Regions from separate parts of the Homo sapiens genome. Here region 2 is linked to region 1. Evidence: chromatin loops called from intact Hi-C (ENCODE). Cell type or tissue: GM12878. All regions are shown on one strand. Each heading gives the region's core, and the rest is flanking DNA. Links, peaks and the distances in the headings are about the cores only. Region 1 overlaps SUMF1 (sulfatase modifying factor 1). Region 2 overlaps ITPR1 (inositol 1,4,5-trisphosphate receptor type 1).

Evidence for each region. A loop is a pair of places that touch in the nucleus more often than their neighbours do. Peaks named below come from ENCODE experiments on the same cell type or tissue, not always from the same donor. Only the 100,000 strongest peaks of a DNase experiment are listed, where the experiment ranks them.
Region 2: it touches region 1 in a loop (2.2-fold over the local background); 13 of 110 quality-filtered maps call a loop at or near these places.

Annotation. Positions count from the first base shown.
Region 1 is chr3:4,421,243-4,436,911 of GRCh38, forward strand. All of the region lies in intron 3 of SUMF1 (sulfatase modifying factor 1), which reads right to left. Among named protein-coding and RNA genes, the nearest start is that of SUMF1, 38 kb to the right of the region's middle. RefSeq lists a silencer at 73-122 and enhancers at 5,756-5,855, 10,757-11,543. In GM12878, for the core only: no CTCF peak of the experiment used is centred there; DNase peaks (open chromatin) are centred at 4,766 and 5,719; H3K27ac peaks cover 1,324 bases.
Region 2 is chr3:4,499,104-4,514,772 of GRCh38, forward strand. All of the region lies in intron 2 of ITPR1 (inositol 1,4,5-trisphosphate receptor type 1), which reads left to right. Among named protein-coding and RNA genes, the nearest start is that of ITPR1, 14 kb to the left of the region's middle. RefSeq lists enhancers at 4,008-4,097, 5,194-5,333, 5,344-5,393, 5,554-5,643, 15,025-15,537. In GM12878, for the core only: no CTCF peak of the experiment used is centred there; DNase peaks (open chromatin) are centred at 8,168 and 9,118; H3K4me3 peaks cover 3,898 bases; H3K27ac peaks cover 3,381 bases.

The DNA of each region.
Region 1 (15,669 bases), core at 1,039-9,038:
CAAGCCTGTTTTCTCATGTGGGGATACAGATAGTAACAGCACCTATATCTTGGGTTATTACAAGGAGGAAATATAATACGCATACAGGACTTATGACTATGCCCTTAGCAACTGAGGTTAATGACTCAGCAAGCACTCAGTAAAGGGAACCAGTCTCACTATGGCCCCATGACACTCAGTCACAAGGAGAGCCACAAAAACTAATCATTGTTGCTAATACTAGCTAAAGAACAGATGTTGCAAATGATTCTTTTTGAGACAGGGTCTCACCCTGTCCCCTAGGCTGGAGAACAGTGGCACGGTCATGGCTCACTGCAGCCTTGACCTCCTCAGCTCAAGTGATCCTCCCGCCTCACCATCCCAAGTACCTGGGACCACAGGTGTGCGCCACAATGCCCAGCTAAATTTTTTGTATTTTTTTGTAGAGATGGGGTTTTGCCATGTTGCCCAGGCTGGTCTTGAACTACTGGGCTCCAGTGATCCCTGCCCAACTTGGCCTCCCAAGGTGCTGGGATTACAGGTGTAAGCTACTGCACCTGGCCTGCAAATGATTCTTCTAATACAAATACAAATACAAAAGAAAGTGACTCAAGGTTATCCCCACAACAATGTTACTCTTTGATTGTTTTCATCCTTTTGAGCTTGTCTGAGTAGAAGTTAAGGGAGAATATGTCCCTGCTAACAATTACAGCAATCACTGAAAACACCAAGCCCCATTCTTGTTCATTCTCTTTTCACATCAACACAATCAGAACATTCATGATATCTCAATCACAATTTGATGGGAAAACCCAATTTTTAAAATATTTCAACAAAAGAAGGCATTAGGTCCTTAAATGACACTATAGCAAGGTGTTTTATTTTACAGAGAACAGGGGAGTGAAGAGGCATGGCTTCTTTCTATTTCATTTGTGGCGCTGTAGAAGTTCCTCTGGGGGCTGTTCTCACTGACTGGGCTGTGCAGGTTTAGGTGCCCATGACAGGTAATTCATTCAGTGTCAAGGGAGGAGCTGCAGTGAAAGCTCAGGTCAGCCCACACTTGTGTTTCAGGAGGATCCTCAGATCATTCTTCCAACTCTACCCTGTCCCCAACACTAAGCACCACCACCAGAAGGTTCTAGTTCTTAAATTAAAAAATAAAAATAAAAAAGCTTAAAAGAATGACAAAATATAGCAATATGTTAACCTCCATGAATGACTTTTCTTCTCATACCCTTTTGTGTCTTAAAATATTTCATCATTAGTGATTTAAAAAAAAAAAAAAACATGATTTGTTTGTCCATTCTACTACTAATGGGTATTTGGGTAGTTTCCAGTTTGGGGCTATTATGAATAGTACTGCTTCTATCAATATTCTTAAAAGAGTTTGTGGCTTTTGGCAAATATATGTACGCATTTCTGCCGACAGTACATGGTGGAGTGGAACAGCTGAGTCCTAGAATACACATGTGCACAGCTTTAGTAGAGGCAAACACAAGCCTTAAACAGGAGAAGGCCCCTGCCATTTCCTACCCTCTTTTCTTCCTTTTTTTTTTTAAAAAAAATTATGTATTTATTTTTTAACTTTTTATTTCCATAGGTTTCTGAGGAACAGGTGGTATTTGGTTACATGTGTAAGTGCTTTGGTGGTGATTTGTGAGATTTTGGTGCACCCATCTCCTAAGCAGTATACACTGAACCCAATTTGTAGTCTTTTATCACTTCCCCTGAGTCCCCAAAGTCCGTTGTGCCATTCTTATGCCTTTGCATCCTCATAGCTTAGCTCCCACTTATAAGTGAGAACATATGTTGTTTGGTTTTCCATTCCTGAGTTACTTCACTTAGAATAATGGAAAGAGCGTGGAGATTCCCTAAGGAACTAAAAGTAGAACTACCACTTGATCCAGCAATCCCACTACTGGGTATCTACCCAGAGGAAGTCATTACATGAAAAAGATACTTGCACACACATGTTTATAGCAGCATAATTCACAATTGCAAAAATGTGGAACCAACCCAAATGCCCACCAATCAACAAGTGAATAAAGAAACTGTGATACACACACACACACACACACACACACACACACACACAATGGAATACTACTCAGCCATAAAAGAATGAATTAACGGCATTCACAGCAACCTGGATGGGATTGGAGCCTACCCCTTTTTCAAAGGGGAGCTTTCCCTCAAGTCAGTTTATGTATAGAAGTCCCTAGGGCTTCTCTCTAGTGACCTCTCAGCCCATACTCTTCTACTCTCCTTTTCCTCTCAATTCAATCTGGTTACAAATGTTTATTGAGCACCGACTGTATGGCTAGCACTGAACCTGATTCTTGGAGGGGATCTACAAGTCCCAGGAATCCTCAGAGTATGACTGAAGACAATTGGTATATTAAATAGTTTTAAAAGTATTTATTTTACATATAATAATTGATATAGTTTATATATTTATCCCCACTCAAATCTCATGTTGAAATATTAATATAATCCCCAATATTGGAGGTGGCGCCTGGTGGGAGGTCTTTGGATCACTGGGGCAGAACCCTTATGAATTGCTTGGGCCGTCCCCTTGGTGATGAGTGAGCTCTCACTGTGTCACAGGAGATCTGGTCAAAAGTGTATGGCGCCTCCCTCCACCTCACTCTCTTGCTCCTGCTTTCACCATGTGAAGCGCCTGCTCCCACTTCGTCTTCTGCCATGATCGAAAGGCCTGAGGCCTCCCCAAAAGCTGATACCAGAGCTACGTTTCCTGTATAGCCTGCAAAACCATGAGCCAAACAGACCTCTTTCTTTATGAACTACCCAGCCTCAGGTATTTCTTTATAGCAATTGCAGGAACAGCTTAATACAAAAATTAATTCCTCAGTTGCAATAATTGGCATAGAAAATGTGCAATTAGTCATCTCATTTTCCTTGATAAATGTCTCTAAAATTCAAATTGATGGGTCCAGATATCACCCTACACATATTAGTACTATAGTTTTTTTATCTCCTTCCACCCGCTACCCCACCCTCTGCTATACACACACCTACTCACTCACACTTTCTCTCATTCTAGACACCCGCTTTTCTTTTTTCCCAGCAACTATTCTTTCTGAAATCTTTCATGCTACCCTAGCAACCCAAAACACACTACTTACTTAACGTCATGGAGCTATATGATGATCACCAATCTCAATGAGGTGCACGGTAAGATGGAAAAAACACGTGAACACACTGTGGCCAAAGCATGAGAAAGAGGACACCACGACAACACTATCCTTGACCAAAGGCCGCAACCTAGTGTTTTGGTCCAAAATAGTAAGACCTGAAGCAAGTATGCAAAGATATATGTATAGTAAATCTAGACATAATATAGTTTCTAACTTAAAATTACAAAATAACCCAACTGTCCTTGGTGTCCATGAAAAAAGGAATACTATACGGCTAGTTATCAAAATACACTCTGACATGGAAATATGAAAATAATATACTGTCATAAAGGTAACCTATAGAATACACATTTGATTCCGTTTCTATAAAATGTATGCATAACAATGTTTGTTAGTATCATCAGGAAAAAAATGTCTGGAAGAATATACATAAACTTAACATAAGCGAAGGATCAGGAGAGTACTATTAGACATTTTTAGAATGAGTGTATGTCACTATCACAGGTTTTCTCAACCTCAGCACTGCTGCTATTTTAGGCCAAATACCTTGTTATGGGAGACTGTCTTATGTATTGCAGGATGTTTAGCAGTGTCTCTGACCTCTACCCACCAGATGCCAGTTGCATCCTTCTTCTCCCATGCCAACTGCGGCAGACAAAAATGTCTCCAGACATTGCTAAATGTCCTCTGAGGAGAGCAAATTATCTACTGTATTATGATAATTAGGGAAAAAAAGATTACTCTTCTTAAATATTAATACACAGTTTATAGTAGCATAGTGGTAAGAGTATCTGACCCTGGAGTCAAGCTGCCTAAGCTTGAACAACAGTATCACCTTTTACAAGCTACAAGATCTTCAGCTGCTTATTTAACCCCTTCAGGCCTCAGCTTACTCATCTGCAAAGTGGGGATAAAATAATACTATCTACTTCCTGGGGATGTTATAAGGATTAAATTTAAAAATACATGTAAAGTGCTTAGAAAAGTACCTGGTACAGAGTATTAGCTGTCATTATTACTACTATTCATTTATGTTATTACATGTTACAATATTCTCTTAGAGCTTTCAGAGAACATATATTCTAATTAGTGAAAATCTACCCCCATATCTGTTCAGCTTGAGCCCCCTCCACCCACCAGTTCACCCTTTTCAGAGTACTGATCAACTGAGAAAAGTGACCAAGAGCTAAGGGGTGAAGGAAGTATTGGAACATGTGTCACTTCCAAAGACTTCTCAAGAAGATGTACCATCTTCCATCACAGTCATGATGTGAGAACCATCTACACATAAACTAACCCACTCTCTAAAGCAAGCAGCACCATGAGGGTAGGGCAAGGGGAGTGTATTAGTCCATTCTCATGCTGCTAATAAAGACATACCTGAAACTGGGTAATTTATAAAGGAAAGAAGTTTAATTGTCTCACATTCCACATGACTGTGGAGGTCTCACAATCATGGCGTGGTGGAAGGTAAAGGGGCAGCAAAGGCACGCCTTACATGGCAGCAGGCAAGAGGGCAAGAGAGCATGTGCAGGGGAACTCCCTTTTATAAAACCATCACCATGTGATCTCAGAGATCACATCAGATCTCATGAGACTTCACTCTCACAAGAACAGTGTGGGAAAAACCCAGCCCCATGATTCAATCACCTACCACCGGGTCCCTCCCATGACACGTAAAGATTATGGGAGCTACAATTCATTCAAGATGAGATTTAGTTGGGGACACAGCCAAACCATATCAGGGAGGGTGTGAGGGGTAAACAGAATACAGGAGGTATCCACATTCCTCAACCTCCAAACTTCAGAAAGCTTGGGCCCCTGTAAGGGAACCAAACTACACACTTGTCTGTCTGTAAGACAGATCATAAGTCACCACTGTGATGGTCAGATGCAGAGTCAGAAACCATTTTCCCATTTCACACATGAAGAAGGAGAGACAAGTAATCAAAGTCACCCCACAACTGAGGACTGACGAAATCAGAGGTAGGGCCTTATTCATCCTGCGCAAGTTTCCCTTGGAATGTCAAATATTTTCTGGTCAAATTTAGGGCAAATCCCATCCAAACTCACTAGACGTTTTCCTTTTCCAAGTGTCACTGTTTCTAAACATTTCAAATAACTTGTTCTTGAACTCCTGATTCTGTCTTGAAAATAAGTGCTATTCTACTAGGTTTAGGAACTTAACAAAACAAACAACTTTTAAGAGTCATATATTAGGCATTTCATCAAGGCTATACTGCAGATTGTGACATCTATAATTCCTTTTAACAGGAATAGTGTTCAGGTGTGTTGTTTACAGAGCAGAAGCAGCAGCATGAGTGGACTGGCATCTATGATAAACCTCAACCTAAAAAGAGACAATTTTTTTTGGATGTGGTTGTCCACCTACACATTCTCTGCTCAACTGAGACAATTTCCAGAGTTACAGCACTCCCTTATATCCAGAGGAAAAAGGACTTTAACATGACCTATTTCTAGTCAACCATCTCCATAGCAACTGTCTAGGGTTTAAGTTGAAACAGCTGTATGAGCCAGCCAGTGACCAATTACAATGTAAATAGGACCCACGTGAGTTTTGAGGTCCCCTTGAGAAATGGACTTCAGAGAGCAAAGACATGTTTCCCACCTCTCCCTGGGGACATAACCAGACTTGTAGTAGCAGCTTAAAGAAAAGGAAACAAGACAGCAAAGGTGCCTTTATTCTTGCCAGAGGTGGCAAATTATGCTTCTTATACACACACAGCCCAGAATAAAATCAGCACAGGAAAAAGAAAGCTCTGTATAATTATGCATACTCAAGTGTAAAGATGTCAAGTGCACAACTTTACAACTGCTCTCTTAAAAATTAAATGCATTTAGACAAGCAAATTTAAAAGATGGACGTTTCTTGAAACGTAGTATAAACATGACAGCTACCCCTATAAAAACAACCCGGGAGAATTTTTCAACTGGCATCAGTGAACAATGAGAAATTACAGATCTGCTCAAATTCATGAAGTATAAATAAAACCAGAGGAGAATTTAGCAACTGAAGGAATTAAATGGAGTAAAGAGCACACAGTAAAAATATTTCCTCAGTACCCAACACAAGTATGGAAAGCTAAGAATGAGGCTTGAATAAAGGCTAAAAACAAATTCATCATGAAAGTAGGTAGTCAAGTCTGACAGCTTACTTCAAATTAAATCCTAAATCAGGTACCCTGATGACTTAATAGACTGCATGGGAGAGAAAAATGCCTGCTTTTTCAAACAGGGTAAAAATATTTATGAAACTTCAGGCAGACTTGAACTTTTCAATACTTTTTGGTTCAGTTCTTAGTGAAATCCCTCATGCTATAATACATTGCATTCCCAAGGCACACAATCAGTAATCAGTACACTCAAAACATTTCATGTCCTTAAGAAAGGAGTGGAAATTCTAGGCAGAATTTCTAGGCACTATTGAGAATGTGCAAAAAATGGCCCAAGGAATCTATGGACTCAAAGAAGCCTTAAAAGTGATCTAGTTTACTCATTTTCAGTTAAGATCTGCATAATTATCAGGGCAGGGGGAACTGATTTGGGGCTTGTAAAAAAAATTAACAAAAATGAGAGAAATATTTCTTATTATTTAAAAACAATTTTTACTCATTTTCATCAAATAAGTAACTGTAAATTGGTATAACCTATCTTGAAAGCAATGTGACAATATTCAGAATCATTTATTTCATACCATTTGAACGAATACATCATAGTCATTAAAAATTATATGCTGAAAAAATAAAATTTGAATAAATGTCTGCCCTTTACTGAAAGTGAAAAAAGCCAGTTACAAAAATGTTTGTACAAATTCAATTAAAAATACATCAATATATAGAGACACCCACCCACATACCCACATATCCCAAGAAAATATTAGCAGAACATATATTTAAATGTTTGTGATGATTATTTCTGGGTGGTGAGATTATGGGTATATCTAATGTTCTTCTTGTGCCTTTTTTTTTCTGGAGAGAGGGTCTTGCTCTGTCACCCAGGTTGGAGTGCAGTGGCACTATCATAGCTCACTGTAACCTTGAACTCCTGAGCTCAAGCAATCCTCCCACCTCAGCCTTACAAGTAGTTAAGACTACAGGCACATGCCACCACACTTGGCTAATTTTTTCAATTTTTGTACAGATGGAGTCTCGCTACATTGCCTAGGCTGGTCTTGAACTCCTGTCCTCAAGCAATCCTCCCAACTCAGCCTCCCAAAGTGCTGGGATTACAGGCATGAGCCACCTCTCTAGGCCCTGTTCCATTTTTAATGTCTGAAACGTCTACAGCGAACATATTTTTTATTCATATTTTCATTTTAGTTTTAGTTTTTTCTTTTAATGGAGCTAAGACTTAATTTTACATTGAAAAAACAAAAGCAATATCAAATTAATGTTCATTAAAAATTACTTATATTCATCATTCCATTACAAATTTTATTTTTATATTCATCTTCCAGCTTCATCAGTAAGCATACACATTTTTACAGTTTTTCCAAATTTTATATTGAATGTTTTCATTGATTTTATTGAATATTTTTCTATGTTTTATCTGAACTTCATAACGATCACTTTCAGTGGCTACCAATATTTTTGTCTTGTCAATACACTATAATTTCCGGTCTCCTAACATTGAACCATTCAGGTTATGTTCAAGTTTGTCTGTTGTTGTTTTTTTGCTATTATAGATAACACTACAGTGAACATGTTCAAACACCTTCATGTACATTTTTTGCTTCTGCTAAATTTCCACAAGTAGCATCACTGTAACCTGAGAGCGTGTCTTTATAGCCCTTGCTAAAAATCATTTACAAAAATCCTCAATATTATTAGATGGTACGGTTAGTTTCCCTCTGGAAAGACATCTGCGTGTACACCCAAGATGAAGGTATTTATTTCAACTCTGTAAGAAGGCTCCACTTAGGTTCCTTACATTGCTAGTAGCTTACTTATAGATCTTTACAGGTCTTTTCCAGTGTCTAAAACAGGGAAATTACAGAAAGTTGGAATGCCATCTGATTGCTTCTATGTTATTTTTTCACGCCTTACAAGCTCTCAAGCTTCTGAGAAGAGAGGTCAAAGAGAAGACAGAACATAGAAAAGGCATTTTAAGAACAGGAAATTCTCCCACACACGTTGTCTTGGAGGTAAACAACAATATAAATAATCTCATTTATTATTTGTAAAAGACAGGAAAAAGAGCATCCTCAAGGGACAGGGGCTCTTGTTGCAAAGGCAGCACAGGGTCACAGCCTGAGATGATCTACTTCCTACTTATATTAACAGTAAGAGACATACACATGCAGATGACCATATAACATCATGGCTCTGTTGCTGGCCCTTCAAACGACAGGCTGGTACTGTACCAGCCAATCTCAGCCCACAGCCACAAGAACACAGAACAAATTCTGAACATTCTGCAGAGCTAATTCCTCAGGCTGCCAGCCTGGCACATCTCATCTCACCGGGCAGCAGAACACTGCACCAGTGGCAAGGTGGTGACTGCTGATTCTCCTGCTGGTGGAGGCAAACTATGCAGGGAACATTTGCATACTTTTAAAGGATTTTAAAAGTATGCTTTTAAAGGACTTTAAAGGTGGGAAGGATCTGAGAAGATATCTACTGAAATTCCCTCATTTTATAAATGGGAAAATAGGCCCTGAAAAGCGGCAGATAGTGGCAGAGCCAGGAAAATAACCCACGGCTGCAGGGTTACAATTCAGAACTTTTTCCACTATTCAAGCACTTCCCAACAGCTGTTTCCTGACAGTTTTCCATAAGATGGTAGTAGGTACGGAGAATAAAAGGTTCCCACCATCAAAGGAGTCACAGTAGTTAGGAAAGCACTGGGTTACTCAAAGTTAAACTAATTTTTAATTGCAGGACTTCTGAGAATCTTATCAAGTGTATGGTAAGTCTTGAGTAACGGGACAGATAGTAGGCACTTGAGCCAAGTGGCTAATTCTGGGTGCCAATTTTGGCTCTCCTATTACATCACTAGCCATGTAATGTTGGTTGGACAAGTGACTTTCCTCTCTGAGCCTCAGTTTCCTCAATCAGTAAAATTAGTATACTATGAAAATTTCTCATATAGGCTCGCTAGGAGGATATACCATAACAAGCACTCAACATGTAGTTAGGTATATGTGGGTAATGGCACATGACTACGAATCTATAGAATAGGTTCATGATGCTATCTACGCATTCCGCAAATACTTGGTGAGCATCTTCTCTATGCCACTCCTGTGCTAGCCCCCGGGGATACAGAACCAAAGTACATCATTGAGAAGGGAAGACAAACAAGCAGATGATTTCAAGCCTGTTCTAAGTACTGTGGCCAAGAGAAGCTCAATGAGCTATGGGAGCCAAAGGTGGGGCACCCAATCAAAGTCAGGGGGGTGATGCCCTGACAGTGCTTCCTGCGGGAGGTAAGAAGGAGGAGCAAGTAAGGCAGGGCAGGAGTGGGAAGGGCATTCCACACAGGAGGCCACCTGTATTACAGGTGTACTTGAACTAATCCAGAAAACTTGGGCATCAACATTTTTTGTTAAATAAAATGTACCAAAGATCTTCAGAACCTTAGATCTGGAAGGATGCCAAAAAGTTACTTGATTTTAACCTGTACCTAAAAGCATCCCCTCTATAGTGTCTCTAGGATGAACAGAAATAAGGTAGGATGAATACCATTCCCTATTTGACAAGGGAAGTCCAGATTTATACCTGTTGATAGTGGGAGGAGGCAGACAAATGCCTAGGCAAATAGAGATGGGTCAATGGTGAAACCCCACCTCCAAGTGGAAGACAGTTTAAAGCCTGAAAGCCAAGCTTTAAGTCAAAGCCACAGACCGGATTGAGAACCTGCCTTCCCATTTGGCACACTTTCCTCTGATTGATCCCCATCCTTCACTAATTTTACATATACCTACCCTTTCCTAATTGGTTTTCTACACTGCCATGCCCACCTTTGAGTGGTGTCTTTGCTTTAGCCTTTCTTTGCATACACACAAACCAATCAGCATGCATTCCCCTATTCTGAGCCCATAAAAGCCCTGCACTCAGCCACACTGAGAGAGAAACCACCCAACTGTGGGAATGGGGGACCACCCCCATGTCCCCTCTCCACTGAGAGCTGTTGCGTCGCTCAATAAAATTTTTCTCCGCCCTCCTCACTCTTTGATTGTCAGCATATCCTCATTCTTCTTGGATGTGAGACAAGAGCTTGGGACCCACTGAATATTGGAGCAGAAAAGGCTGTAACATCATGGCCCTCTGCCCTTCACCGGCACAGAGCAGCCACCCCACATGACAGAAATGGTGGTGAGGCCAAGCTAGCCCTGAAGTCACAGACCAAGGTGGGGCAAGGGCATTGCTAGCAAGGTATCTCCGGCTGGCAAAAGTGATTGAGAAAAGTCCTAAGTCAGTATTATCCAAGCATAATTAAGAGCATCCCATTTCGCTGTCAAAAGTGTCTTGATTTGGACAATAAATTATGAAGTCAGTCTATGAATAGATGGTCCCACAGTCTCAGCTTGAACAATTTGGGTGACAGATATCACTTCCTGGTAGGCAGTCCCTGTCATGTTCAGATCATTCTAACAGAGTTCCCAATCTATAGCTAAACTGAAATCTGTCTCCTGGAGACCTTCCCTCTGCTGTCCCTTTCTAGGTTCCCAGGGATCAGATGGAATAGATCAAGTTCTTTTTCCATCATCTTTCAGACATTTGTAGAATAATCATAACTCATTCACCTCTTAGTCTTTAGGTTCAGTAATTTATTCAACCTTTCCCAGGAACTCCAATCTCAAATTAAGGGCATCACCATCTCCCCAAAACCCAGGAGTCATACTAGATTCCTGTCTTTTCTTTTCTCTCTATGCTTTCAGAGGTACTTCCAAATATCAGATCACTTCTTAGCTTCTCTCTTCCTACCACCTGGTTCCTCAGACCCATCATCTCTCACCAGGACTATCACAAAACCCCATACAGAACCAGAGTGGTCTCTTTAAAATGTTAATTAGATCCAATGGCTTCTAACTGTGTTTCAGATGAAAACCAAACACCTTTGAGGCCTACAAAGCTCTATGTAATCCAACCCTGCCTACTTCTCCAACCTAACCCTGACCCTACATCACAGTCCCCCTTGTTCCTCAATCCCTCCCTACTGGTCATGCTAGCCTTGCTCATTGTTTAGATTTCAGCTCAGATGTCATCACCTCAGAGAGACCATCACCAATCCTATAAATAAAAGACCCAAGAGCACAACTGCATTATACTCTAATCATTTTCTATCCATTATTCTGTTTTATTTGAATCGCAGTCCGTCATCACAGTCAGTTATAAATTTACCTGTTTAGAGTCTGTTCCTTATTAGAATTATAACCTCCATGAGAATAAGGATTTAGATCTAGTTATCTGTTGTATCTATGGCACTTAAAACACAACCTAGCCCCTAGTACATACTGGATAAACATTATTTTTCATGAAAAAAGTCCTCTGTTCCTTAGGTTTGCATGATTTCCAAACCCCACCCCACCCCTGGGTGACCCTCTTCCGCATAAACATCAATTTTAAATAGTCTTTCAGTGGGATATCCTTTTGTGCCACTTCGTGGGCCATTGTTGCCTCATCTATAAGATTTTTTGCCAGATAATTCTGAAAGTTTCATCCATTCCAAATTCTTATTTTTGCATAAGTTTCTCTTAAAGCTAGACATCCCTCAGCATGACTCTCTACTCAACAGTTTACCTTTGTTTTCCCACAGAGGCCGACGATACAGAGTCCAATATTCGAGGGGCAGGGAACATCAGAATCATTGTTACCTCTTAATCTAAGTTAGGCCTCAAAAGAACCAAGACATGAAAAGAAATTTAAGGTCACATTAAACAGGTATTTCAAATCTGCACCTCTGGGACCCCAGCATGCCTCACACACACTCATTCAGATCAGGTGTCTTGGAGCAGGTTAGAAAAAAATATTGTGTGCCCTGTTATCCTATTATATTAGGTTCTCACCTTCCAGGGTTATCATGTTTTGCTTCCTGAGCTTATGCCACACACTGGCTCCTAAGTCAAGTGAACAACTACTCTTTTCAAAAAAAGACACAAAAGACAGTGTTACCTTCTTATCTCATCTAGTCAGCCAGCCCTGGCCTGCCCTTCCCGAATAACTCAGTTACCGTGAACCCACCTTCACCCTGTTGACGGGGCCAGTGTTCTCTCCCCAAGGAAAAGCTGACTTTACAACATGAAATGGGTCATACCAGGTCTGAGCCCTGCTGCTTTCAAAAACTAAATGCTCCCATAGATGATATTCAAATGGCATTCTTTCACATTTTGGCATAGTACCTGGAAGACAGTGGGACATCTAGAGTTGTATGCTGAACACACAGACCACATCTTAAGCCAGAAAGCAAATTGTCACAGAAGGAATTAGACTCACTTCCATCACTAGAAGTCAAAGAACACACCCCACTGATGGATAACAGACCTCAAGAAGGCATGAATACAAATGACAGGTCAAGAGATATGTCACCATACATATCCAGAACAAGTGAAAGCAGGGGTTCGAAGGAAGGACATTCTGATACATACTACAACATGGATGAACCTTGAGGACGTGATGCTGAGTGAAGTAAGTCAGGCACAAAAGGACAAGGATTCCACTTACGTGAGGTACTTAGAATAGGAGAATTCACAGAGGCTCAAAGTACAATGGAGGTCACCAGAGGCTGAAGAGTTATTGTTTAATGAGCATACAGCTTCTGTTTATAATGATGAAAAAGTTCTGGAAATGCATAATGTTGATGGTTGTATAACACTGTTAATGTACTTAGTGCCACTGAATTTTATGCTTAAAAATGGTTAAAATGGTAAATTTTATGTTATGTATAGTGTACCATACACACACATACAAAGTATGTTATTAGTATATTCCTCCAGCCAAGGCTTCTAAGATAATCTAAGAGGATTTATTTCATAGTAAATTTCACAATTTGGTATTCCACAATAGTAAATCTTTTCAAAACATCATTGTAGCTTGGCAGAATGCTATATGAGGCATTACCAAATCTTATAAATGCGCAACAGTAAAGGAAATTTAACTTAATTTTCAATTATATCAAGCAAAGAGATAGTCCACTGGAAGAAACTAGAACAATGTCATTTACTAAAAGGCCTTCTATGTGCTAGGTACTGTACCAGGTGGTACTGTATACATTACTTGATTTGGTCTTTGTAACAGCTCTATGGGGTAGCATTATTATAAGAGATTGATTAAAACAAGTAAAATACTAGTGAATAAAAAACTACAATGTTGTGCTGGCATGAAAAAAATGAATGAACAGAGTTGCAGAATGATCACGAGCTTTAGGTGAGACAAAACTTACAGTCTGTTCCTAACCAGGTTGATTTTGCTGGAAAAAAAAATTCCCTAGAGAATTGTAACAAGCCCCAGAGACCCGATACTGGAGGGAAAAGAATATGAACAGATGCCAACCCCAAGATGACCCAGAAGTTGGAATTATCAAAGACTTTATTTTTTAAATTTTCTTGAGACACACTTTCACTCTGTTGCCCAGGTTGGAGTGCAGTGGCGTGATCTCAGCTCACTGCAACCTCCGCCACCCAGGTTCAAGTGATTCTTATGTCTCAGCCTCCCAAGTAGCTGGGATTACAGGCTGCACCACCACACCCGGCTGATTTTTGTATTTTTAGTAGAGATGGGGTTTCACCACGTTAGCCAGGCTGGTCTTGAACTCCTAACCTCAGGTGATCCGCCCACCTCGGCCGCCCAAAGTGCTGGGACTACAGGCTTGAGCCACCGGGCCCAGACAAAGACTTTAAAGGAGCTATTACAATCATCGGCTATGAAGCAAAGGTGAATGGTCTCGAATGGAAAGATAAGAGCTCTCAGAGAAAATAGGGAACCTGAAGACATATCAACAGAAGGTACACAATCTGAAGAACACAGAGAAAAGACTACTTTAAAATAATGAACAAGCCTAAGGAACCTCTGGGATACTATCAAAAGGTCTAACATTTATGCACTGGAGTCCCAAAAAGAGAGGAGAGATTGGTGTTTAAAAAAAGTGAAATAATATCTGAAAAAATCCCAAATATGATTAAAAACATAAATGGACACATACAAGAATCTCAAGAAACCCCAAATAGGATAATCCCTAAGAAAACATGTCCAAATGCATCATCATCAAACTGTTGAAGATAAAAAATTTTTTAAACTTGAAGGAAGACATAAAATAATGCCACAATACATGTAAGAGAAGTGTTTGAAATGACTGTCATCAGCAATCATGTAGACCAGAAAAGATTGTGAATCAACATTTGTAAAGTGATGAAAGAAAGGACCTGCCAGCTCAGAAAATTCCCTTCAGGAATGAAGGTGAAATAAAAACATCAGATGAAGAAAAACTAAGAGAATTCATTACCATAAGGCTTACTCTAAAAAAAGTACTACAGGAAGTTTTATTTTAGGCTGAAGAGAAATGATACCAGAAGGAAACATGGAACTTTAGGAATGAAGGAAGAGCAACAGAAATGGTTTGGATAAATATAACAGACTATTTTTCTTCTTTAAAATATGTACGAGGCGGGGTGCAGTGATGCACATCGATAATCCCAGCAGTTTGGGAGGCCAAGGTGGGAGGATCACTTGAGGCCAGGAGTTTGAGACCAGCCTGGGCAACATGGCGAAACCCCATCTCTATTTTTAAAAAGTAAATAAATAAATTAAATTAAATATGTATGAGTATTGCAAGAAAAACAGCAGAACATAGTCTAGGTTTTTTCCAATGTATGTACATGTAATATATGACAACTCTAACACAGGGGATGGGGTAGTAGAGTCTATATGGTTATAGGACACATTTACTTAAAGTGTTAAAATGTTAACACTATAATGTCAGTTGTTATGTACGTATATTATATTGTAATCCTTAGAGCTACCACTAAAAATAATACTAAAGATATAGCCAAATAGACAACAGAATTACAATGGAATACTGAATACATATAGACATAGATATAGATATAAACAAAAACATTCAAAAGTGAGGTTAAGAGACATTGGAAGATGGAGTGAGGAGGTCTAGCCAACATCTAATTGGAGTTTCAGAGGAAAATAAGTGAGAATAGAGAAAGGGCAATATTCAAAAAAATAATGGTTAAGAGTAGAGCAGAGTTGTTAATTAAAAAAAAAAAAACTTCCCAATGTATGGGTTAAAGAAGAAATTATAATGGACATTAGAAAATATTTAGCAATAAGCAATTGCAAAACTATTAACTGTAGCTCCACAAACACTTGCAGAACTCATGAAGGAGATTAACATGCTACAGATCCTGGAAACCCAGTGAAACTCAAGCAGGATAAATACAAGAAATCAACACCTAGAATAATAAAGACAGGAGATAACCTTAAAATCAGCCAGAGCTGCATCACCTAAAAAAAAAAAAATACAAAAAACAAAAAACAAAAAAAACCCAACTGACTAATGACTGACT
Region 2 (15,669 bases), core at 4,609-12,608, 81 kb after region 1:
TGATTGCATCTGTGATAGCTACTGTACTCCAGCAAGACCCCATCTCTGTTAAAAAAATTTTTTTAAGGAGAAAAAGATAGCATATTCATTGTAGTGCAACATTAGGAAATAAAGAGGAGCAATGAAACAAAACAAAACAATTCAACTATTAGAGATTAGGGTTTCAGGCTTTTCCTCTAAGTATGCATATGTAAAATTTACGTATATATTTAAATTTCATAAAAAGGGACTAACACAGTATCTCTCATTTGGTAAATTACCTTTTGTACATCTTGAACATCTTTTTAATAAACAGACATCTGTGTCTCATTTTTCTAAATGTGCCTACCCCTTTGATGGCCTTTCATTTTTATTGAGTCTAGGTTTATACTTCCCTGATATATATACATATATAAATAGATATTTGTAAAAAATACATAATATAATAATTTTACACATACACGTATTTAACAGTTTGAATTAGGATCCAAATAAGGTAAATACATTACAAATGGTTGATGTTCACTAATCTCTGTATTTCCTCTACAGATCTTTTTTCCATGCATTTTTTTTGTTGTTATCGAAGAAACTGGGTGATACACGTCTCCACAGTTTAGACTTTGCTGACTGCATCAGTGCAATGTGGTTTAACATGTTTCTGTATCCCCTTGGGGTACCATAATTTGGTAGTTAGATGTAGAGGCTTCATCAAAGTTAGGTTCTTTTCTTTTTTAAATTGAGAAGGGGTCTCACTATGTTGCCTCGGCTGGCCTTGGACTCCTGGTCTCAAGCAGTCTTCCTGTGCCAGCCTTCCCAGTAGCTGGGACTCCAGTAAGTCTGCTCTGTAAACTTTGCTTAGGTGGGTGTGAGATGTTGGATGTCTACTCTTGTTATATGAGCACCCCTTGATGCTCACTACCTGAATCCATTAGTTCTCTCGTCAGTGAGAAATGGGCTGGTAAAGTTCCTGAGATTTCGACACAGCCCTTGTTGTCTTTGCTAGCTTTTTTGATTTCTGTATAACAAGATGTTCCAGGCTCATCTTCTCTATTTCTTATCCCAGACCAAGAATCGGCCTTTTCTCCAAGGAGCCTTTGCTCTTTTAAGAGGGAAATTTTGTTTGTTTTGTTTTTTTGAGACAGAGTCTTACTCTGCTGCCCAGGCTGGAGTGCAGTGGCATGATTTCAGCTCACTGCAACTTCTGCCTCTTGGGCTCAAGCTACCCTCTCACCTAATCCTCCTGAGTAGCTGGGACTATGGGCATTCACCACCACACCTGGCTAATCTTTTTTGTTTTTTTGTAGGGACGGGATCTCGCCATGTTGTCCAGGATGCTCTCAAACACCTAGGCTCAAGCAGTGTTCTCACCTTGACCTCCCAAAGTGTTGGGATTACAGGCGTGAGACCATCATGCCTGGCCAAAATGGTATTTAGAGATCTCCACCTAGGGCCAAGTAGGTACTCTTGTCATCCTCATCTTACAGACGAGAAGACAAATTAAAATGAAGAAAACTTAAAACTTGAATTTCCTAGGTGAAAGTATTTCCAAAATGCAATTGACCTATCCTTGCCTTTTTGCAAAGAATTCTGAATATAATCTAAACTTTTTTTAAAAATTGGTTTTGGGTTTAGCCTTAGTGTCCTGAGGCTAAGACATCATTGTTCTCCCCAGATGAGCAGGAATGTTACTCTTGTTCTGTATCCGTGTTTTTCAAACTCTGTGGAAACCCACTAAGAGGTTGTTAAATCAATTTAGTGGGCCTTGATGAACTTTTTATTTTTAGTTTTTGAAACAGGGTCTTGCTCTGTTGCCAAGGCTGGAGTACAGTGACATGATGTTGGCTCACTGCAGCCTCAACCTCCCAGGCACAAGCGATCCTCTCACCTCGGTCTCCTGAGTAGTTGGGACCACCAGCGTGCCCCACCACTCCTGGCTAATTTAAAAAAAAAATTTTTTTTTGTAGAGATTGGGTCTCCCTGTATTGTCCAGGTTGGCCTTGAACTTCTAGGCTCAAACGATCCTCTCGCCTTGGCCTCCCAAAGTGCTGGGACTGGAGGTGTGAGTCACCGGGCCCAGCCAAACTTTTTTTTTTTTTAATGACATGCACTAGAATAGAAAACATGGAAGTGTATTTCGTGGATACTTAAAAAGAACTGTGTATGTTGCAACAAAATTCTTTGTCTCACATACACAATGAACATTGGGTTGTAAGTTCAATAGTTTTCTTACTCTGAGCTGCAGTCAAAAGTTTGAGAAACACTGTACTACATCTTTGCCACTCCAAGTGTGGTCCCCAGACCAGCGTTACTGACATTAACTGGGAACTTGCTAGCAATTGCAGACTCTCAGACCCTACTCCACATTCAATGAATGAGAACCTACATTTTTGCAAGATCCTCAAGTGATTCACACACACGTGAAAATACGAGAAGATATGCATTGGAGGATGCCTGTCCCTGTGCTTTTTCAGTCCTTGTCATTTAGTGGTTCCTTTGCTTTTTCATGGCTAGCTCTCACCTGTTCAGGCTGAAGCTGACCTTTGTACTTTTCCCCTGCAGCCTTATTTTCAGTGAAGTGGAAAGGTAGGCTAATCACCAACCTGAGGTGAGAGTAAGTAGTTTTCACATGATTCCCTCTCCAACAAACATGGGAACTTTGATGCTTACATTTGGGGGAGCTTTTATTCGCTGTTCACATGAAGGCAGAAAGAGACCAGAAGGCACATGTACCCCTACTTAGAGTTGTGAAGTCACTGCTGTTCACCTGCTGTCATGGGACAATGAGGAACTTATGTTTTATCATACTTTCTGACCTGTCCCATCAGCAGAACTTCTGGATGGCTTGATATAATGCGGCTTATCAGAAGAAGATGAACATAAGAAAAATATCACTAGTCTCCAAGTTTCTTGCTGTTCTTTTGCATTTCAGAAGGAGCTTTGTCTGGGAAATGATTTTCTTTTGCAAGAACAGCTTAAAAGCATCCCAAGCACATATTTCTGAACAGAAAAAGCTGATACGACACCCAGACGACGGACATTCATTTGTTTGCCTTGTCGTGTGTGTGTATGTTGTACCTCATGTGTCCCTCCCCACCCCCGTCTGTCCACCTCGCCAGATCCTTCTATTCCTTAGGGCCCAGCCCAAACGCTTCCTCCTCCGGGAAGTTTTTTATGATACTTGAAAATCTGTCATTTGAAACTCCAGGGCCCTAAAACCTATTTTCCTTTTGGGCCTTTTGTGTTTTTTTAACTCATAAGAATACCTGGCACACAGGAAGTGCTTACACAATAAGTAATTTGTATATATGTTTTTTCTCCCTTTGAAGGCTGCTTGGAAAAACTAATTTTTTGTACCCCTCTCTCCTTTTTTTTTTTTTGAGAAGGAATCTCGCTCTGTCACCAGGCTGGAGTGCAGTGGCCTGATCTCAGCTCACTGCAACCTCCGCCTGCCAGGTTCAAGCGATTCTCCTGCCTCAGCCTCCTGAGTAGCTGGGTCTACAGGCATGTGCCACCATGCCTAGCTAATTTTTATATTTTTAGTAGAGATGGGATTTCACCATGTTGGCCAGGATTGTCTCGATCTCTTGACCTCATGACCTGCCCACCTTGGCCTCCCGAAGTGCTGGGATTACAGGCGTGATCCACTGCGCCTGGCCCCTGTACCCCTCTCCTGATTAAATATTTCTTGAACTGGCATCTTTCTTTGAAAAGCCTTACAGCCAGGCATCGTGGCTCACGCCTGTAATCCTAGCACTTTGGGATGCCAAGGTGGGTGGGTCACCTGAGGTCAGGAGTTTGAGACCAGCCTGGCCAACATGGTGAAACCCCATCTCTACTAAAATTACAAAAAAAATTAGCTGGGCATGATGGTGGGCACCTGTAGTCCCAGCTACTTGGGAGGCTGAGGCAGGAGAATTGCTTGAATTCAGGAGGTGGAGGTTGCAGTGAGCTGAGATCGCACCACTGCACTCCAGCCTGGGGGGCAGAGTGAGACTCCATCTCAATAAAAAGAAAAAAAGAAAAGCCCTTTATTGCAGAGGGTGACGTGAGGACCATGTAGAGATATTAAGCATTTCCTTTTGATAGCTTTTGAGGTGTTGTTCAGTACAAATCTCTGCAGGACATTTGTCTTGGGAAACTGTTGAGTATTCATAAAAGGGAGTGGAAAAATCAGGTAGTGAAACCAAGCTGCTTTCAGGTCATATTGGTATTGCCCTGGTGAGCCACAGGATGGGGACTCCGCAGTACCGAGTGTTGACTGCTTCTTGGGTAAGGGGCAAAACATGGAACATCTGTGCATCTGTTTCCTCTTCTGTAGAATAGGTGTAAAAATAAAAATACCTGCTTCGGGTCATTGCTGCCGAGTTGTCTAAAAACAAATGTTTGCAGAAGGCGTTACAGATAAAAAAACAAAGCAAAACCTATCTATGTCCTAGAGCAGTGGTCTCAATGGGGACAGGGAGAGTGATTTGTGTCCTCCAGGGGACATTTGGTATCGTCTGGAGATATTTTTGGTTGTTCTATCTGGCAGGCAGGGGTGGGGTGCTACTGGCATTTTGTGAACAGATCCTATGGTGCACAGGATAGCCCCCCACTCCCCTGCCCCACCACACACACACGCAACGGAGACCTCTCTGCCCTAGAATGTCAGTAGTGAACCGGTTAAGAAACCCTGTCCTTGAGTGAATTTTTCTGGCTTGGTGAGACTTTTGTCTCTCTCTGAGGATATTGACCTAACTTCATTTGCTGGTTTTTTGAGGTTTGGGCTATGTGGGCAGAGGGGTGTCTCTTCAGGCTGGGACTGACTTCAACTTTTTAACAAAATAAGCACCCTCCCCCTCTCGCCCCCTCCCAAAACCAAAAAACACTGGCCTTGGTATCTGGAGCCCTGTGGTCTATCTTTGGGCACTCATCAGCTGTGTGACCTCCAAGAAATCACTAGGCCTCAGGTTTGTTTTTTCTACCCGTAAATTAAAGAGTTTTAGCTAAATGCCCTCCACTCACCAAATCTGCAGCTCTTTGCCTTGGAAATATTGAGCTTTTGGTTGGCTTCTCTTACTTTGGCCTTGAAGAATAGAAGCCATGAGACCAAATGTCAGTGCGGGCATCTTTTTTTGAGAAATAACTTTGTAGATATTGTACCTGGTTGGGGAAAAGGTTATTTAGCAGACATGTCTGAAAAAGCGAGTAGGTTTATTTTTGTGTGTGTATGTGTGTTGCGGCGGGGGGAATGGAGAATGAGCAACGTTGTATTATACTAGAGAATCACTCCTCTGAACTTCAGATTTACAGCTGCTGTTTCTGGGAGGCCATGAAGGGCCTTGCTTAAAGATGAAACTTCTGAGTTGGTGACTTCCTTTGGGACTGCCTGAAAACGAAAGCATAATACAATTTTCTATGCTCCCAGAGAAGTGCTTTTTGCAAGAGAATAAATTATCTGATGATGGGGACATGCTGCATTTCTGAGGACGATCTGATTAGCAGCTAATGGGACAAGAAGGCAAGGAGGGGGAGCTGTGTGAAAACGTGTGGGGAGGAGGGTGGCATTATGTCCAAGTCAAAAATGTGCTGTTCCTCCTCATTTCACAATAAAGATGATATCGCCAAGCATCTTTGCTCAAAGGAAGTCCAAAATTAACCCTGAGTGCCCAGGAACAGGAGCAGAGACTGTTGTAAAGGGAGCCTTTTTCTCCCTCTTGAAAAAGTCAACCGTAAATGCGTTAGGTTTTCTCTACCTCGTATTTACAGCCATATTACCATATATGTACCTGGGTGAGGGCATCGCAGGGAGACTTGTGCTCACTCTGTAGGGAGTTTCCTTGGCCTCTTGCCAGGAGATTGATCAAATGCCAGCACCTCTTCCTTTTTCTGGGCATACTCCTTTTTTTTTTTTTCCTGTGAAAGACCTCATGGTTTGCCAGGCTCGGCCCATCGTTAACCTGCCCTGCTGGGTGCTGCTTGACCTAAAAAGTGAAACGGTGCCTTTTTGTCTTCGTCCTTATCCTCGGTTCTGAGGGGCCAACTGCCTTATGGCCTCTTGGCTTGCCAGGTGCTTTGAGCAAAAGCCCTGTGTGTAAGCCCCTCTCTTTGCTGCCTAACTTTAAAGGAAGCTTTTTTCCCCTTGTTTTTGAGAAGGAGTCTCATCTGTCGCCCAGGCTGGAGTGCAGTGGCATGATCTCAGCCCACTGCAACCTCCACCTCATAGGTTCATGCGATTCTCCTGCCTTGGCCTCCCAAGTAGCTGGGACTACAAGCACAAGCCACCACGCCTGGCTAATTTTTGTATTCTTAGTAAAGACGGGGTTTCGCCATGTTGGCCAGGATGGTCTCAAACTCCTGACCTCAAGTGATCCACCCACCTTGGCCTCCCAAAGTGTTGGGATGACAGGCATGAGTCACTGTGCCTGGCCTAAAGGAAGCTTTTTGATTTTTATTATTTTTAAAGCAAGCAGCAAGAAAACCAGCACCAAAGGACGTTGGCAAGGGCCTTTTGTTTTTTAGGAGGTGGAGGTAGTGTGGATATGCCAAGAAAGAATGGGGAAGGCTGATGGACTTGTTGTTGGCTCCATTTTTTAGCAGAAGAATGACTGTCCAAATGCAGGTGCTTTGGGGCTAGGTGGCAAAGCTTGACGACTGGAGGATAGACGCAAAGGGTGCTGTGTGAGTGAGATGCTGGCATTCACTCCTCACCTGGCTGTGCTTTGGTGGTTCTGGTTTTATTAGGAATAGTGGGGAAAACATTGTTGGAGTTGGCATTGACATGTTGAGGTCAGTACATCTCATGTGTCCCTTTTGTATATTCACTTGTCATTTGGACTTTGCTGTTTGGCAGAGCTGATCCTCTGCTGATTATAAGCCTAAGAAGTTTAGAAAGAGTAGTTTATGAGAATAGAAAATAGAACAGATTAGAAAGTAGAATTATAACAGCCAATAGGAATGCTTCCTCCGTCCCCCTTTCTCTGTGCTAAGTAAGCATATTTTCTTTTTCACAATTAATTGTCAACATAACTATGAGATAAGCCCTCATTATCCCCATTCTGCAGATGAGGAAATTGAGGGCCAGATAAGGGAGGTAACTTGATTGACTTCCCATTACATTTAGAATAGAAGGCCAACTTTTTACCCTGGCTTGTGAAGTCCTACTGGCTCTATCTTCTCTACCCTGTCTTTAGCCTGTACTTTCTTCCTTTCCCCATTAATGCTGCAGACATTGGGCTGGCTTTCTGTTTCTGGAATTTGCTAAGCTCTTTTCTGCTTTATGGCCTTTGTACTAGCCGTTTACTCTACCTAAAATGCTCTTCCGCCTGATTTTTTTTTGCATGACTGCCTCTATCTTGACTTTCAGGTCTTCGCTTAAACATCTCATCTTGTTTTTTCTGACCAGCCAAAATTGCATTGTCACTTAATCATATCACCAGTTTTAATTTTTTGCATATACTCATCACTATCTGATTTGTCTTGCTTGTTTTATCTGTTTGTTTCCTGTCTGTCTGCCCTCACTAGAATATAGGTATCACGGGAGCAGGGACCTTGTATGTCTTGCTTTGATCTGTATCCCCAGTACCTAGTATAGGGGTGGCATATAGTAGGTATCAATAAATATGTTCGATAAGAAGGAAGATTTAAGTTTCACATGGAACAGTTCACTTTCTAGAGCCCTGGCTGTTCAGTTTTATATTTTGCATTTTCATCCTGTTATATAAAGTTTCCAAACTTATACAGTGAGAGTCCTAAGCACACAGTCATTGCCAGGACAACTCTTAAAGAAAAGTTTATGGCAGCAGTTTTCAAACTTCTGGCTCTCAGGAGCTCTTTTCATGCCTAAAAACAATTCAGGACCCTAAAGAACTGTTGATGTGAGTTACATCTGTCTGTATTTACAATGTTAGAAATTAACACTGAGAAAATGAACACTGAAAAAATATTTTTAAAAACCAATTACACATTAACGTATTGACATATTTTTAATGAACAATAAGAATATTTTCCCAAACAAAAATTTTGAGAAGAGTAGCAATTTTTTTTTTTTTTTTTTGCGAATCACTTTGAGGTCTGGTTTCACAGAACATAGCCGGATTCACAGATCATATATCTGTTTCTGTCTTCAGTCTGTTGTTACATCATGTGCCTTGCAGCCTCTGGAAAACTTCACTGTACATGTGTGAGAGACTGAGTGAAAATGAAAATAATGCCCCAATGTTATTGTGAAATAGTTTTGACCTTGAAGTTTCCCTGACCCTTGGGCCACCAGCTCCTAGAGTACATAGGTAATTTGAAATGTGGGGTTGTGGCATGGAACATTAGAGAGAGGGAGAAATTGAAGGCTTAAGTGACAGGGTGCAATTGACCATCTCTAAGTCTGGGTATTGTATGAGATCTTTCTGTTCAGAAAAAAATGCATGGGGATACTTTTCAGTTGTTTTTGTGAAACAAAATTGCTTCCTAAAGTTCCTCCTGAAATGCAAAGAAACGCTGAGAATGTGGAAGCTAGTGGTACTTGTCCTACGTTCATCTTTTTCTTATGAGCAAGATTATACCAAGCAGTCCAGAAGTTCTGCAGTGGGATGGGTCATTAAAAAATTATAAAGCATAGGTTCCTCTCTGTGTCTGAGAATAGCAGCTTCAAGTGTAACTTCCTTTATAACTGTTAGTCTCCAACACTTACTTTGTTCTTTTTGTAGCTTTTGGCCTCAGATGAAGTTGTGTCCTACAATAGAAATTAGATTGATGCTTATTGCTCTTAGGTTCTGTCATAACTGGTGTTTAAGGAACCAGGATAGAAGCTTTTAATAATAGATGAGCTATATTCTGTGCTAGCCAGCTTCACTGTTTAAGGAGGTTAAATGATTACAAATTCAGGCTTCTGGGGAGTGTTTTGCGTGTGTCTTGGGTCAGTGATATATAAGATTTTCACTGTTAAGGTAATTGTGTGGTAAAATACAGAGGAGCTTGGTCATCAGGAAATTAATGGTGCACTGTGGGGACGAGGCGAGGGGTTGCAGGCAGGCAGGGGATCCAAAGTACCTGACTCTCATGCTCAGAAGGGTTTCATTTAAGGTCAGACTGTCAGTGGGACTACCCTGCCACCCGATTACTGAAAGTCAGACTGTTCAGCCCCAGTGGCCAGGTGGCTTCATCTTAATTAAACGTAGGAGGCTTGCCTTTGTGTCTTGGTAAAAACTGGCAGGTCTGTGGTTTTGGGGTCCCTTAACTAGTATAAAGTCAATTTCTCATTTCCTCCCAAGCCTGTCCACCCTTGAAGATTAAGTGATCCCTTAGGTAACTTATTGGTTAATGAAGTGTTCTACTTTAGTCTCAGTTTCAGGAGTTGTTAACTTTTAAATTCGGAATTCTGTGTAGGCGAAAATCAAGGTTTTTTTTTTTTTTTTTTTTTAAATGAATGTAATGCAATTAGTTAAGTGTGTGCAGGAGAACTAATAGATGGAAAAATTTCAATAAGTGAGTTTTCTGCCACAGTCAAATGAGTGAGTTTTCTATCACACTAAAAGCTTTTAGAAAAAAAAAAATTCCAAACCTATCTTGAGCTGCTGCTTAAAATTAAATGAACATATTTCTTTTTTAGTGAGGTTGTGCTTTGGCCTGTTTTAACACCAGAGTGGAAGAGGTTCTAAATACTGAATTACTATCCCTTTGAAGAGGTTTCCACCACCCCCACTGCCAGCAGGGGACCTAGATTGATGTTAGAAGGCGGGGGAGTTGAGTTGAGGTCTGGCCAGCTTTGGTATTGTGAGTTTGGGTACTGAAAAACAACAGTACTTTGGAGATGCTGTCCAAGTATCAGCCACCTCGTGGGCTTACAGAGGATTTAAACATTTCTGGGATCTTTGTTTCTCCAGATGTATTTCCTAGAGTATTGACCAGGTAAGCAACATTCATCAAGTAGAGGAATCACAGGACAGAGGTGAGTGAAGACTTTGAAGGAACAAAAACGAATGTTTTCATTTCAGACTCATTCAGACATACAGAAAGTGAGCATAAAGGGCCAAGTATTGTGTTGACCACTTTATGTGGATTATTTGGTTTACTCCTCACAATGACCCTGAGAAATATGAAAGGTTGCCCCCTTTTTTACAGATAAGAGAGCTGAGGTTCAGAGAAGTTATGGAAGTTGCTTAAGGACACACAGCTGGTAATTTATGAGGCTGGAATTCAGACTCACATATTCTGAGTCTGTTTCCAAGTGTACACTCTTGTCAGTACTCCAAGCCATTTTGGACATGTGGAGGGGATGGTCAATGGGGATAAAAGTTAGAGTATCTTTCCAGGGATAAAAGTTAGATATTTTGTTTCTTGCTTCCAAATTTCTCATAGAAATCTATTGAAAAGGGCCAAGTAGGTTTCTGTTCTTGATCTAACACTGTAAATTTGGCTTTAATTTGTTTTGGAGAGCAGTCATCTAAAAAACAAACCAGGTGTGGTGGCTCATGCCTGTAATTCCAGCACTTTGAGAGGCTGAAGCAGGAGGATTACTTGAGGCCAGAGTTCAAGACCAACCTGGGCACCATAGTGAGACCTTGTCTCTACAAAAATAAGAATGAAAAAACTTAGCCAGACATGGTGGTACGCACCGGTAGTTCTAGCTACTCAGGAGGCTGAGGTGGGAGGATCACTTGAGCCTGGGAGGTCAAGGCTGCAGTGAGCTATGATTGCACCACTACCTTCCAGCCTGGGTGACAGAGTGAGACCATAACTCTAAAAAACAAAACCAGTATAAACTCTTCTAGGCAGCAGATACAATAGCACTAAAGTGACATTGAACCCATATTTGACTGCTTGCTCTATCCCAGGTACTACCAGGTACTAGGATGCAACAGGAAAGAAGACAACTGAGGTTCTTGCCCTCATGAGCTTGCAGTCTAGTGGAGAAGACAAACAAACAAGTGAATAAGCAATGTTAGGACAGTGGTAGTGGACCCAGGTTGCTGTATAGAAGAGTATGTTGGAAACGTATAACCCAGATCTGGGAGGTCGGAGAGGGCTTCCCAGAGGTGGAGACATCAAACTGGGGCTGTGAAGGTGAGTGGGAGTTAGCCACAAGTGGTGGTGGGAGAGGGAGGGAGATGTCTCAGGCTGAGAGACAGCATGTGCAAAGGCCCAGGGAACAGAGCATGGTGGGGGCCCTGGAAAAAAAATCATTATGGCTGGAGTATGGAGAGCAGGGCTCAAGGTAGGCAGGGCTAGATCATGAAGAGCTCCAAAGAGATGTTGGAAGGTTTTAAGCAGGGAAATGATATGGTCTGATTTATGTTTCTAAAATATCATGCTGGATGTTGTATGCCGAATAGATTGAGGAGGAAAGACAGATTCAGAGAAACGAGTAGGAAGGCCTTAGGGAGTCCAGTTGAGAAATGATACTGGCTGAGACTCAGGTTAGCAGGGGCAAGGGAACTAGAAGAATCAAGAGATATAGTAAAGCTTAAAGTCAGCAAAAATTGATGCTGGATTAGACTTTTTCATTCATTTATTCAACAGGTATTTACTGAATACCTACTATGTGCTAGGCATTGGTGTTTGGAATACAGTTGTGTATAAAACACATCACACACAGATCTCTAGAATACAGCATGTGCCTTGTACGGTGTCAGACAGGAATTGCACAAGTAAATGTGAACTTGTAACTGAGATGAAGGCTGGGAAGTAGAGATCCATGGTGTAGAGTTTATAAGAGTGGAATTTAACTTCATCTGAGGGGATGGGGAAGATTTTCTGGTGGAAATGGTAGTTGAATTCAGAGCTGGAGGGTGACTTGGCTATAATTAGAGCAAGGGGTGGGGTAGGGACGAGAGTGTTGTGGGCTTGAGAAAACAGCACAGGCAAGGGCCCTGTGGCAGGGAACATGAGAGAGGGAGGACTGGAGGAGCCACCAGGCTTTGCTGGTGGTCACTGAGAAATGGCTATGAAGGAGGAACAGGTTGGGCAGGCAGGTAAATTCTTTTTGGTACATTGAGATGCCGTGAGCCGCTAGGAGCAAAACTCTAGTAGCTGTGGGACATGAGAGACAGATTTGGGAATCCTCTTCACGTAACAGTGACTGGAGCCAGCAGAGTGGACGAGAAGACCAGGAAAGGTATAGAGAAGGCAGAGAGCAATACAGACGCTGAAGAGCAGCTCTGGCTTCTCTTCCCCAAGGAGATCTTTCTGCATTTATTTTTTTCTTTATTTGCACTTTTCTTGGGAATAGAATCAAATCTTCCCTGCCCCCCCTTTTTTTTTACGCACAGCTCAGGGAGCAATTTCAATAGAGGGCAAAGGGAAGCTCAGCCAGAGGGTGGTGTCAGGCTCAACAAAGCTGCCACAGCCTCCCTCTGCAAGAGTGTCTCCCAGAGGCAGTGATCTACCTTTCTTTGCCTTGGCCAAAGCCACCCTGGAAGAATCCTGTTTTAACAGGTGCTTGCACCCATCAGAATGGTGGTGGGTGGCGGTCTGATAGTACTATTATATATTGGTGGCATGCCTACTTCACGCCAGATGCTTTGCTGAGTGTTTATAAATACCGTCTTGCTGAACCTTATGTCAGCTTGCTGAGGTAGGTGCTCTTATTCTCCCCATTTTACAGCTGGGAAAAGTGAGGCTTAGGGAAGTTCTGGAACTTGCCTGAAGTTCTTCAGTGAGTAAGTGGCAGAGCTGGGGTTTGAACCTGGGCACTTTGACTCTGGAGCCTCAGCTCCTGCCTGCCATGGGCTGAGAGGTGCTTTTGAGGTCATTCTGCGTCAGGAATTGCGGGGAGGATGGTGATGCTTTGTGAAAAGAAGCAAAGCCTTAAGGAGAAATAATCTAGATAGCATTCACATATGCAGAGGTCTTAGATGCTTCAGAGGGCAGATGAATAGCAAAAGTTCTGGGAGGCGGCTATCCTTTGTGGGGCTAAGGGAGGGGACAGGAGTAATTGTTTTATTTTTTCACAGGCAGGGTCTTGCTCTGTTGCCCAGGCTGGAATGCAGTGGTATGATCACAGCTCACTGCAGCCTGGAGCTCCCAGGCTCAAGTGATCCTCCCAAGTAGCTGGGGTTACAGATGTGTACCACCATGCCCTGATAATGTGTTTTTATTTTTATTTTTTGTAGAAATGGGGTCTGGCTGGTCTCAAACTCCTTGCTTCAAGCCATCCTCCCACCTTGGCTGTTTAAGATGTGATGACAGGCATGAGCCACCGTGCCTGGTTTAGGAGTAATTGTCTGAACAAGGCTGTTTGAACAAAGAATAGGCTCTATTGCCCAGTGAGACCATCCATAGGCAGCGCGATGGGGAGATTTCATTATTGGGTGGGAGGTGGAATTACATGCTTTACAGGGTTCCTTCCAACTTTTATTCCATGATTCTGTGTTTTTTGAAAGGTTAGAATGCTCTGTGGCTGGCAGTTGAGTGTAATTCGCTATTGTTCACCTTTTTTCATCAGGGGAATTAGGAAGGATAAATTATCTTCCCTGAAGTAAAATCTGTCATCATGGGTCATATAGGAGTTCATTTGTTATGATACACATCTGATTTTTTAAACAGGGGATCCTTTACTGAGTTTAAATTTTGATGCCCTGGAATCTTTCAGAATTCCACTTATCTCTCGTGGAAGAAAAATAAAAATAACTAGCATAGATTAATTCAAGTATGTCAGCCACTGTACCAGGTGCTTTTCAAGCATTATTTCACCCATTGCTCACCACAGCCTCTTGAAGTTAAATTATCCCCATTTAACAGAGGAGGAAATGAAAGCAGAGAGGTTGTGGTGGGCTCCTAATAACAAGCTAGATGATAATAATAATAATAAGAGCTTAGGGGCAGAGAGCCAGGGTGGAGTGCGGGAGCTGAGCGCCTAAGCCTGCCCTCGTGTATGTCAGGCATGGCTTGTCAGCAGAGCCGAGCCCTCGGTGTCTGTAAGTGTTTGAAGTTCCGCAGCTCCGTGGCAGGTTGGCGCCAGCTCTGTTTTCTCTGAGGTGGTCCTTGTCATGGTGTGAGTGACATAGGAGCCCTGAGTGCAGCTGCTAGAAGTTCACAGGCACAAATGGTCCACGATCAGATAAAGAGGCGGGCTCTCCCACCCAGCTCTGAACAACAGGAAGTCTTCCAGAAGATTGCTCCTAGGCCCATCACTTCTGGGGCGGACTTTCCACCTCCACCCCTCCACACCACAGAGGCCTGTTCTGTTGACTTTCCCGGCCTTTGTTTTTCCTTCCAGGACATCACTGATAATTGCACTAAAACCTATCCTCCTCCCCCCATCTCCTTCCTCCACTTCACTAAGGCGAGGCCGGAGGAGATCTCCAGAGGTTTCTAGCCAGACCAGCAAGCTTTCTGCCCAGTCCTTTGTGAGGGGAATTATCACATGAGACCCCTGGGGAAGGATCTGTCCTCCCCTACTTTTTGGTTGTTTTTAATTGGGACCCCTGGCAGATTGCCCAGAGGATCATTAGCTGTGGTGGGTGGACTGGCCTGTGATTTCAGGGGGAGATGTAAAATGTAGCTAAAGGTTACTTATTCACTTATCTCGGCCACTTAATAAGTATCTTGGTTAGAAGATGCTTAATTTTTTTTCTGACTTATGGAAGTATTACAGAGCCATGGTAGAAAAATTAGAAAACAGAATTGTGCATAAGAAGAAACTCAGTTCTCCATAATCATCCGGAGTATAAGAACATTTAACATTTTAACCTGTGTTCCCAGGATCACTGTTGATAAACACCTCCACTGAAGAATCAGATAGACCTAGGTTGGGTGCGGTGGCTTTTGGCTGTCATCCCATTACTTTGGGAGGCTGAGGCAGGCAGATCACTTGAGGCCAGGAGTTCAAGACCCGCCTGTCCAACATGGCAAAACCCCATCTCTACAAAAAATACAAACGTTTAGCCAGGCATGGCGGTGGGTGCCTGTAATCCCAGCTACTCAGGAGGCTGAGGCGGGAGAATCGCTTGAACCTGGGAGGTGGAGGTTGCAGTGAGCTGAGATTGTGCCACTGCACTCCAGCTTGGGCAACAGAGCAAGACTCTGTCTAAAAAAAAAAAAAAAGTCTGATAGACCTGGGTTGTAACAACCCTGGTCCTCCTGCTTACTAATTTTATGTGATGTGGGGATCTTACCTCTCTGTATTACACCTCAGTGTCTTCAACAACAAAATGGCAATAATGGTAGTTCCTACCTCCTGCTGTGGTCATGAGGATTCACTAAGAGAACATTTGTAAAGCACTCAGCACAATGGTGGGCATGAGAAATCCTTGATAAATGCCAGCTATTATTATCAGAAAAGAAAATAATGCAGAACCGTGCTGTAGGAATGCAATGTCCAGACATCTATTGCAATGATCAGCTGCAAGCAACATGGGGTACATCATGCTTTGTCACTCGAGGACACTGAATTGTCTGCTTCTTCCCATTAAGGGCCTGGAATCTTTCAGTAAGGTATCCAGGTGGCGGTGATGGTTCACAAAACAGCAGGCATTTTCTGGCCTAGTCTCCACTAGGGCTGAATGCTTATCTGAAGGGTGATCCTGAAAGGAGAGCCTTAGTCACACTGGACAAGGCCCTAGTCCTCTTGCGGAGCACATACCTGCTCTTCTGCATTTGGAAATTCCCTGGTGTCCTTTCGGGATGCCAGGGTGTACAGACATAAATTTGGTCTGGTTCAAAATTCAAACAAATTGTCTTCTAATAATTGGTCTTAGAAGTATGCTGACTTCCTGA